2 separate regions of the Homo sapiens genome follow, and region 1 is linked to region 2. A link is an interaction called in ENCODE POLR2A ChIA-PET data of the cell type or tissue named here. Cell type or tissue: OCI-LY7. All regions are shown on one strand. Each heading gives the region's core, and the rest is flanking DNA. Links, peaks and the distances in the headings are about the cores only.

Region 1 (5,383 bases), core at 97-5,096, 230 kb before region 2:
AAACAAAATGCAGTATATACATGTAATGGAATATTATTCAGCCTTAAAAAAGGAAGGAAATTCTGATACATGCTGCAAACGGGATGAAGCCTGAAAACATTATTGTTACGCTAAGTAAATAAGCCAGCCACAACAGAATCAACATTGTATGATTCCACTTATATATCTAGAATAGTCAAGTTCACAGAGACAAGAAGTGGAATCGTGATTACCAGAGGCTGGGAGGAAAGAATGGGGAGGTATTGTTTAATGGGTAGTGTTATGATTTGAGATTTTAAAAAAGCTCTGGAAATAACAGTGATACTTGCACATGTAGGAGAGAAAAAAAATATCCTTTGTCTCTATCCTTTTAGGTTATCTGACTGGGACCCTGTAAATTAGACTAACGAAAGACAGATTAACAAGAAAAAATATGTAAAAATTTATTTAATGTAAGTTTTATGTGGCCAAGGAAACTTTATAAGGAAATGAAGACAAAGCAACAGTTAAGCCTGTGCATTTTTCTACTAGATTTGAGGAAGAGTAAAAAGTCATGGAAAAATGTAATAGGACAAAGGCTATGAGCTAAGGGTAGTAATCTGGGGAAAACAACAAGCCCTGTTCATTCAGATTCCTCTCGGCATCCCTCCCTCTTCAGAGGTAGGGATGCTCTTTTCCTCTGAGTATAGCAAGGGCACCTCTTACATGAGGGTCTTGGGATCTGCTTCAAGGGAAAAACAGGAGGTCAGAGAGTCCTTCTAGCACCTATTTCTCAAATTCCTTCAGTTTAAAATACTCAATATGCCAAAGTGCCATATTTTGGGGCAGTGTGTTCTGAACCACATCATACAACATTGTGAATGTTCTTAATGCCACTGAATTGTATACTTAAAAATGGTTACAATGGTAAAGTTTACGTCGTATGTGTTTTATCATGATTTTTTAAAATGAAAAAAAATTATTGAGATTTATGAAGGCCCATTGAATGGGCATCCAGTGAATGTCAAAAGTCTATGACATTACTGTTCCTAAATGGAATAAAAAACCAAAATGAACAACCAAAGAGGTATACACAAGTTTATTTAAGAAATTAGATTGAATCTCATTTTTTAAAAGTAATCTCACAATACAGAATGTTAACTAAAAGTCTGAAACCTGAAAAAGCATTAATCAAATATTGTTGGGGAGGAGAAAAACATCTTTATCTTTTACTCATTTTAGGTTCATTGGCTGGGGCCCCTGGAACAAAAGACAGAAAGAAAGAATCATAGAAATGTGTATGTTTTGCGTGACACTGGAGCCTTCAATAGGAAATGAAGACCCAAAGAAGTGCTTAAAACTGGGTTGCTTTATGCTAGGTTTGATGAAGAGTAGACGGTCATGGGGAAATATGATAGCATAAAATGGGCATGTGCTAATTATAATAAACTAGGAGAAACGACAAGGCTTGTCCATTCAGATTCCTCTCAGCATCCCTGTGTCTTTGGAGATATGGATGCTCCTTTCCTCCAGGTATAAGGAGGGCACCTCTCACATGACCTGCTTTAGGGAAAGTCAGAAAGTCCTTCCAGCATAGGGAATTTCTCAGATTCTTTCAGCTTAAAATATTCAATATGCCAAGGTGCCATATTTTGGGTTAGTGTGCCCTGAACCTAATCAATATTATAGAACAAAGTTATTCTAAACTCACAATAAGTGGAAGGATTGTCACTATCAAATTATATATGAGTACTGGGATGGATATCAAAGTTTAATAAACTAATTTTGTTGATGAATTTTAAAGGAAATGACAAGAAAGCAAGCAAAAATGTAACAAAAAAAGAGTGACAAAAAAAAAAAGAGTATGGCCAGCTCTGCAGAGGAAGGAGAAGAGAGAAGTGAGAGCAGCAGTTGAGTGGTCTGAGATGACAACTGTTGGAAAAGCTAAAAAGAGAGACTTTAATCTGGGATGAAAGTAACTGTGTGCAAAACTTGATGGCAATTCATGAAGTCTCATTCTATGGTGTTCTTTGCTCTCATTATCAGTGAGGAATATTGAGACGGGAGAGTTCCCTTGACCCCCTCATGGGACTTGCAACAGGGGTGTCTCCTTTGCTCGGCCACCGCACTCAAACTCCTTACAGGAGGGGAAGCTTGCAGGTTGGCAGGTGCAGGAGCAAGGAACGAACCTGGTACTGGCCCATGGCAGTGTCTAGGGGTTGCTAGTGACCTCTAGAGCCCCAGAGGGCATGTCTTACAATGATCTTTTAGCATTTGCCATCCACAGATGGCTAAGTGTTAAACCAGGTCAGTGGAGGATCAGGGTGACAGGCTTTTACACCCTGCCCTCTTGGTACCTGGGTTCTTGTCCAGCATCCAGGAAGAATCAGTTCACACAGACTTGAAGGATAATCAATGTGGAGATTTTATTGAGCAGTGGAAGTGGCTCTCAGTAGGATGGGGAGCTGGAAAGGGGATGGAGTAGGAAGATAATCTTCCCCTGGAGTTCAGCTGGAGACAGCCAAACTCCTCTCTGACTGTAGTCTCCAATGTCCAGCTGCCTCTTCTCTTCTCTCCTTTTCTGCCACACCACTGGGCTCCTCTGCCAGTGGAGCTTGGAGTTTTTATGGACACAGGATGTGAGGGTGGCAGCACATAAGGTAATATTTGCGCAGAAAAACAGGGATGTGAAGTTCTCATTTAGGGACGTGGGTCCAGGCTTGGGGGTAGAACACTTGCCAGAAGCCCCACCCTTTTCTACCTAGTATTTCTCTGCCTCCTGTCCATATCAACACCAATTATAATGGGAAAGAACAGTTGAGACAGAGTGTCAGGGAAAATTGGTTTTGGCCAAGAATCTTTGATATGTTCAGTAGAGGATGTGGGACAGAAAGGTATGATCCCTTTCCTCATCCATCATAAGGGTCATGGCCAACACTCCTATAACAAAAGACAGTACATATATACCATGGAATACTACACAGCCATAAGAAAGAAAAAAATCATGTCGTTTGCAACATGGATACAGCTGAAGGCCATTATCCTATGTGAATTAATGAATTAACACAGGAACAGAAAAACAAATACTGTGTGTTCTCACAAGTAGGAGCTAAACATTGAGTACACATGGACACAAAGAAGGGAACAATAGACACTGAGGACTACTAGAAGGAGAAGGGAAGGGGGCGTGGGCTGAAAAACCACCTATTGGGTACTATGCTCACTGCCTGGGTGACAAGACCATCTGTACCCTAAATCTCAGCATCACACAATATACCCATGTAATACATCTGCACATATACCCTCTGAAACAAAAAAAAAGGTGGGGAGTGGGGGAAGCTTAACCAGAAAAAGGCGTAACAGGCTGGGCACAGTGGCTCACACCTGTAATCCCAGCACTTTGGGTGGCCAAGGCGGGCGGATCATGAGGTCAGGAGATCGAGACCACACTGGCTAACACAGTGAAACCCCGTCTCTACTAAAAATACAAAAAAATTAGCCAGGTGTGGTGGCGGGTGCCTGTAGTCCCAGCTACTCGGGAGGTGAGGCAGGAGAATGGCGTGAACCTGGGAGGCGAGGCTTGCAGTGAGCCGAGATCGCGCCACAGCACTCCAGCCTGGGCGACACAGCGAGACTCCAACTCAAAAAAAAAAGGCATAACAAAGTTACTTGATATAATCAAGTTTTACATGACAAAGATTGAGTCTTCATATCTCAAACTTTGAGATATGAGGAGTCAAAGACTGAGGGAAAATTGTCTGTTTTTATGCTTAGATTCAATGAAGAATAGACAGCCACGTAGAAATGTGACTGGACAAAGGGAATGATCTAGTGGTAATAGACTGTAGGGGTGAAAACCCAGCAATCCCTGTCTGTTCCAATTCACCTTGGCCTCTCTGTGTGGCATTCCTTCCTCCTGGCTACAGGGAAGGACTCCTTTGGAATGAGGGTCTTCTTTATGGCTTGCTTTTTGGGGAGAGGAGATCTAGTTTCTATAACCTGCCTTGGGGAAGAGAAATTCTAGACTCTATAACTTGTTTTGGAGGAGAAGGAGAGGGAGAGGACGAGAGAACAGGAGAAGGTCAGAGATTTTGCTTCTGAAGCAGCTTCTAAGGCCTTCTGATCTCCAGTTCAAAGTGCTCAGCAGTGCCAAAGCACCATGTTTTGGGGTGTTGCTTTCTGAGCCCCAACAAGGAGATATGAGAACAGGTACTGGCAAGAGCTGCGGCAGGAAGCTGCCCACACAGGGGCAAAGGTTTGGACAAGTTTTGAAGGGGAGAAATAGACAATTTCTGGCACCTATGCAGAGCAAAACGCAGCAGGATTTGGCAAGAAGAGCCAGGTAGGAAATGTAGAAGGAAAGATAATTGAAAGACAACAGTGAGTCAATGAGTCTTTAATCTGATAGCCAGAAGGAAAAGGTGACGAAAATAGAACATAGTTACAACCAAAGCAAAAGTATTAAGTTACTAGTTAATTATTAATTTAGCAGGATGTTAAATGTAATGACCTAAATCTCTGTAAGGTTTTTCTCGTTGTTGTTTTTGAGACAGGGTCTCATTCTGTTGCCCAGGCTAGATTGCAGTGGTGTGATCATAGTTGACTGCGACCTCGAACTGCTAAGCTCAAGCAATCCTCTGCCTCAACCTCCTGAGTGGCTGGGACCACAGGCATGTGCCACCAAGCGTGGCTAAGTTTGTCAAAAAGTATGTTTTAAAGATGAGGATTTCTCCATGTTGCCCAGACTGATCTCAAACTCCTGTGTTCAACCCATCCTCCTGCCTCAGCCTCTCAAAGTGCTGTGATTACAGGTGTGAGCCACCACACCTGGCCATTTCTGTAAGTTCTAAAGGTGTAAACAGCAAAGACAAGGAAGTAAGTTGAAACTCCCAAAACTCTTCTTTCAAAGGAAATGTCTTATCCAACCACACACACCAACACGTTTATGCTATTTGTTGAGTGTTTTTTGTTTTCCTCAAAGCTTTGGAGGATTTTATTGAAATCTTCATTTATGACTTTGAACCATATTTGAGGCCCCTTTGTATGTGCCCTGGTGTGGAAAAGCCTCCTATACTACAGGGTTCCGAATAAATAATGAGACATATACCAGGTCTATGCTTTTGTGTTACTCACCATAATAAAAATAGCGTGCTTGGTGTACCAAATAAATAATGTGTTGAGATGTTACATTACACCAAATAAATCGATAAAAACAAATGTCTTTCAGCACAATAATTTTGTCTCAAACTCTAACCACGTAATAGAAAATAGATTTCCTGTGTTCTTGAGCATGGATTGTAAACAGAACCATACCAGTAGTCTCTGTTTATTGTTTTGTGTAAGTTCAGAGGGAGAGCGGATTGTTTACTAGAACAAAATCCTTTAAAAAGAAAAAAAAAGGATTCTCATCTTTCATTTAGGTTAA
Region 2 (5,383 bases), core at 99-5,098:
TGGGCGTGGTGGCTCATGCTTATAATCCCAGCATTTTGGGAGGCCGAGGCAAGAGGATCCCTTGAGCCCAGCAGTTTGAGACCAGCCTGGGCAACATAGGAGACACCCTTCTTTACAAATATAAAGAAACTAGCTGGCTGTGGTGGTGCATGCCTGTGGTCCCAGCTACTCAGGAGGCTGAGGTAGGATTGCTTGAGCCCAGGAGGTTGAGGCTGCAGTGAGCTTCGATCATGCCTCTGCAATCCAGCCTGGGTGACAGAGTGAGATTCTGTCTCCAAAAATACAAAACAAAACAAAACAAAACAAAAAACCCCGACAACAACAACAACAACAACAAGCTTGAAAGAGTTGTGCATCCTTAATACACTATAGGAGTGTTAACTTCCTTTTTTTTTTTTTTTGAGACAGAGTCTCGCTTTGTTGTCCAGACTGGAGTTCTGGAGTGCAGTGGCATGATCTTGGCTCACTGCAACCTCTGCCTCCCAGGTTCAAGTGATTCCCCTGCCTCAGACTCCTGAGTAGCTGGGATTACAGGCAGCTGCCATAATGCCCAGCTAATTTTTGTATTTTTAGTAGAGACGGGGTTTCACCGTGTTGGCCAGGCTGGTCTCGAACTCCTAACCCCAAGCGATCCACCTGCCTCGGCCTCCCAAACTGCTGGGATTACAGGCGTATGCCACAGCACCCGGCCAAGAGTGTTAATGTTTAAAACATCTTTTAAAATTACAAATAAAAGGCAATGTTTTAATTATGAAAAAATACATTGTCTCCTTTACCTGAAAGATTACTTTTCAGTATTAAAGGTTTTTTAATTTAATGTTTTGACTTGTAAATATCTCAATAAAATTCTTTTTGGGAGACATTATGTTTAGAATTATAAAAATTAAAGCATATGTTTGTTCATTTAACTTTCATGGGACCCCTCTAAAATCCAAAGACACATCATTAAAACCCAAATAAACAGAAAACATTAAAATATGGTTAGAAAACATGTTCTCGTATATTCAACTCTATTCTTAACAGATCATTACATTTTAAAGGTGTTTGCAAGAAAATACAAGGTGCTTCCTTAAATGATTTTAAGAATCTTAAAAAAGAGGACAGAAGGACAGAAAGGAAAAGAAAGGAAAATAAAAGATGATTAAAATATTCATAGTAGAAAAAGGTCCACAGAGCAGTCTGGCAGGCAATGCATGTGATGAGCTGTAGAAACCTTAAACATCCTGGACCAGAAGTCAGCCAATCAGGGGGCTGAGAACCACATTTCCATAATGATGATTGGCTGGTGGACTGGAGGCACCGCTGAGCTGTGAGGAAGGGGAGGAAAGGCTCTGCTGAGAAAATAGCAAAACAACTTTCTGGCTTTCTGTTGTTTATTGCATATTCTCCAAATGATTGTAGTGATTCATTCTTTAGGAAAGCTTGTTTTGAAAACAAAAGAGGCACAGTTGTTCACAACAAAAGTGATATTCAACAGCCAAAGGAGCCGAGTATAACGGAACTCTTTTATTCTTCTTTAAAATAAACTTTGGTCTCCTGATTTCATCTAACCAAATATGTTAAGACTTCCCAGGTGATGCATAAGGGTTGGATTTAAATATTAAAATTAGGCAGGGGTTACTGTTTCTGATAAGTATCACTGCTTTGTTCTTCTGTCAGCTTTAGAAAATGTGCACAAATAGAATATATTTTTATAAAATGTGAAAAAAATCCTTAAATTCTAGCATCAAAAGTATATTTAGTGCTTTCACACTTGAGGGAATTATGCCACTCTCCAAAAAGAAACTAATTTAGGCATTTTGTTTTCCTGCAGTCATATATGTGTGAAAGTTGGAGATACATGTATCAATGTGTTTGGTATTGCTCTCAATTTTTACACATATGTAAAAATCTACTGTCATGAAGTCATAAGGATTTTAAAAATGACAAAAGAAGAAGCAGAGAAATGGAGGCAAAGGAGAAAGATGGAGTGGAACGTAATGGCTGGATCCTGCTGCCTCTTGATCTTCCTGTGCTTGATCGTATTGCATTTTGTTGTAATTGTTTTGAATTCAAATAGAGCAGTGACAACATTTCACCTACAAGTTTTTAAATTTAGTTTTACAAACACTGTATCTACGGGCCATCTATCTGGAAATGAGAATAACTCTATAATGCAGATTAAGCAGAAGTATTTTGCAGTCTCTCCCAGTGACTATTCCTTGGCTAGCTAACAGACCAGCCATTCAGAAGCAATTTTCTTCAGGCTGAAATTATGTGCTGACCTTAGCAGATCACTTCCCATAATAACCCTTCCCCCACCCAATGCTAAATACAATCTGTCTCCTACTCACTGTAATAACGTGCAAATGACTGTAATTTTACAGACAAGAAACAGCCGAAAGTGAAACGTGTCTAAACAGAGGTCGATTTGAAAAATCAGGGCTATTACCTAAATCTGTAAAATACATATTGTAATAAAACCAGCAACAGAAATCTCCAATAAGTAGTTCTTTTTTTTTTTTTTTTTTTTAATGTAGCTTGTGTTTTGATCTTCTTTATGCAGCCAGTCTCTGCTGGCATAAAAGAAAAATCCTTTTCCAGAAATGGTTTCATTACACGAGATGTAAATTGCCTTACTTTGCTAACTGATCCTCAGACCTTGCTTGAGCACCCACTCAGATATAGCTGCACACACCACACCACAAAAGCCCGAGCCAAGCGGAGGTACAATTTCAGATACTTAACACTGACCTACATTGCACTTCTCTTAATGAGAGCAGTATACAAATGTTTTCCTTTAAAGATCACATTGTTTTGCCATATTTTGCTAGGTTCTCTAGAGCTGCAAGGCATAAAAAAGACAATTTGCTGCTTTTTATTTTGATTATTTTAAGATGGAGGATTAGAGACTATATGAGGAATTACATAAACATAGAGGGTTTATAAGTATATAAAGTTCTTCAACTTTATATTGCTTTACTAATTAAATGCATTGTAGTCTTAAATAAATTCACGTAATATTTGCTCTATATCATCGCAACTTGTTTAAGGTAAACTGTATTGTAAAGACATGTCAAGACAGTTATTACTTTCCCTCCCTTGGGTGGAGGGTCTTTTTGTTATACTCTAAGGAATTTAAACTGAAGGTGAATTAATAGGGCATAGAAGTATCTTGAAAAGTTAACATAGCAGAGTAATACGATGTGTGTAAATAGTCGTATTTACAAAATGTATATTGGAAATGTCCCACAGTCTTTCATGGCAGGGAGAACATTGTTGATGTTTTTCTTCTCTGAGACCCTTCATGCTCCCCAAAAGGACCTGAAATGTTATGGTGTGCAGGGGCCCTTCTTTCCACGGTAGACAAGGCTCTTAGTGCTTTGTCTTGTTCCAGTGATATTTCAGGATAATGCAAAACGTCAAATGTTTGACCAAGAACAACACTGCTCGTCTCCTTTTGGCAACAGTTATCCAGAAATGGATATTTTTGTTTTTTTAAAAAGACAGGGTCCGGCTCTGTTGCCCAGGCTAGAGTGCAGTGGCGTGATTATGGCTCACTGCAGCCTCGACCTCCTGGGCTCAGGTGATCCTTTTGCCTCAGCCTCCTGAGTAGCTGGCATTATAGACCACCTTGCCTGACTAGTTTTTTTGATTTTATATAGAGACGGGGTCACCCTATGTTGCCCAGGCTGGTCTTGCACTTCTGGGCTCAAGGCATCTTCTCACCCCAGCCTCTAAAAGTGTTGAGATTACATGCATGAGTCACCACATCCAGCCTGGGAAATGGATATTGTTTAAAGTACTACCCAGAAACTTAAATTGGATTTAGCATGCAGGTGTGAAAAAGTAGAGACAGTGTTTTTTCTAGAGGACCTTTAGCAAGTCAGGATGTTACCTGTAGGGAAAAAAAGCAAAGACCTTCTTGTGTTTGTGTGGGTGTTTAATAAGTCATCAACTGTATTCCCTAGAAACCAGGGCAGGACACCTGCCCACTGCCTTGAGGCCATCCTGTTGATAAGCAAACCCAGAGAGATAAGAATCTTTCTCCATAATCCTCTGGGATAGCCAGTAAGTTTCTCATTATGTCTAAATTAAGTTCTTTTTCCTATAAATTAACCCCATTTCCATGTTGGTTTCATTTTTTATAACTTTGTTTTCCACTTTTTCCCTTGATCCTGAGTAGATCTCAAGTGTCAATGTTGGCATAAATATAGAAAAGGTAGGCCTAGGAATAGACTCCCTTACAAATACACAAAAACTGGAGAAATAGATATATATTTAGACATGTTCTCATTCTGTTGCCCAGACTGGAGTATAGCAGTATGATCATAGCTTACTGCAGCCTCCAACTCCTGGCCGTTAATGATCCTCCCACCTCAGCCTCCAGAGTAGCTAGGACATAGGCATGTGCCACCACGCCTGGCTAACTTTTTAAAAATTTTTTGTAGCCGAGCACGGTGGCTCACACCTGTAATCCCAGCACTTTGGGTGGCTGAGGCGGGAGGATCACGAGGTCAGGAATTTGAGATCAGCCTGACCAACATGGTGAAACCCCGTCTCTACTAAAATACAAAAATTAGCCAAGCGTGGTGGCGCACACCTGTAATCTCATGTACTCAGGAGGCTGAGGCAGAAGAATCCCTTGAACCCGGCAGGTGGAGGTTGTAGTGAGCTGAGATGGTGCCACAGCATTCCAGCCTGGGCGACAGAGTGAGACTGACTCAAAAAGAAAAAAAAAAAGAAAAAAAAATTTTATAGAGACAGGGTCTCGCTATGCTGAGCAGGCTGGTCTTGAATTCCTGGTTTCAAGCGATCCTCCAGCCTCAGCTTCCCAAAGTGCTGGGATTACAAGCATGAGTCACTGGGCCTAGCCCAAGAAATAATCTTTGATCTTTAATAATATACCCTAAATCAGAGGAAATAGGCACCAAAGAAAGATCACCATGTTTTCCTGTGTTACTGCTAGAAGCCCCTGGCCTCCTCAGCATTGAGATCGTCTGTCTTTAAAAAAGGAGGAAAGGGACCTTTTGATGACCTTAACAATGATGTAGTACAAGCAGGGGCAGAGCTGATCTTGAGATCCAAGGAGCGGGTAGTGGAGGTTGTTGGAGGGGGATGATACTGTTTTGTTTGTTTGTTTGTTTGTTTGTTTTTGAGATGGAGTTTTGCTCTTGTTGCCCAGGCTGCAGTTCAATGGCGCGATCTCGGCTTGCTGCAACCTCTGCCTCCTAGGTTCAAGCAATTCTCCTGCCTCAGCCTCCCGAGTAGCTGGGATTACAGGCATGCACCACCACGCCTGGCTAATTTTGTATTTTTAGTAGAGATGGCGGTTTCTCCATGTTGGTCAGGCGAGTCTCAAACTCCCGACCTCAGGTGATCCGCCCACGTCGGCCTCCAAAGA

Evidence for each region. ChIA-PET counts read pairs that join two places held together with the same protein. Peaks named below come from ENCODE experiments on the same cell type or tissue, not always from the same donor. Only the 100,000 strongest peaks of a DNase experiment are listed, where the experiment ranks them.
Region 1: POLR2A ChIA-PET joins it to region 2 with 16 read pairs; 7 of 35 experiments call an interaction of 5 or more read pairs at or near these places.

The regions. Positions count from the first base shown.
Region 1 is chr5:124,981,022-124,986,404 of GRCh38, reverse strand. No RefSeq gene overlaps it. Among named protein-coding and RNA genes, the nearest start is that of ZNF608, 240 kb to the right of the region's middle. RefSeq lists an enhancer at 5,240-5,383. In OCI-LY7, for the core only: no CTCF peak of the experiment used is centred there; a DNase peak (open chromatin) is centred at 2,424; H3K4me3 peaks cover 457 bases; H3K27ac peaks cover 2,068 bases.
Region 2 is chr5:124,751,682-124,757,064 of GRCh38, reverse strand. No RefSeq gene overlaps it. Among named protein-coding and RNA genes, the nearest start is that of ZNF608, 7.7 kb to the right of the region's middle. RefSeq lists an enhancer at 5,297-5,383. In OCI-LY7, for the core only: no CTCF peak of the experiment used is centred there; DNase peaks (open chromatin) are centred at 1,264 and 2,294; H3K4me3 peaks cover 923 bases.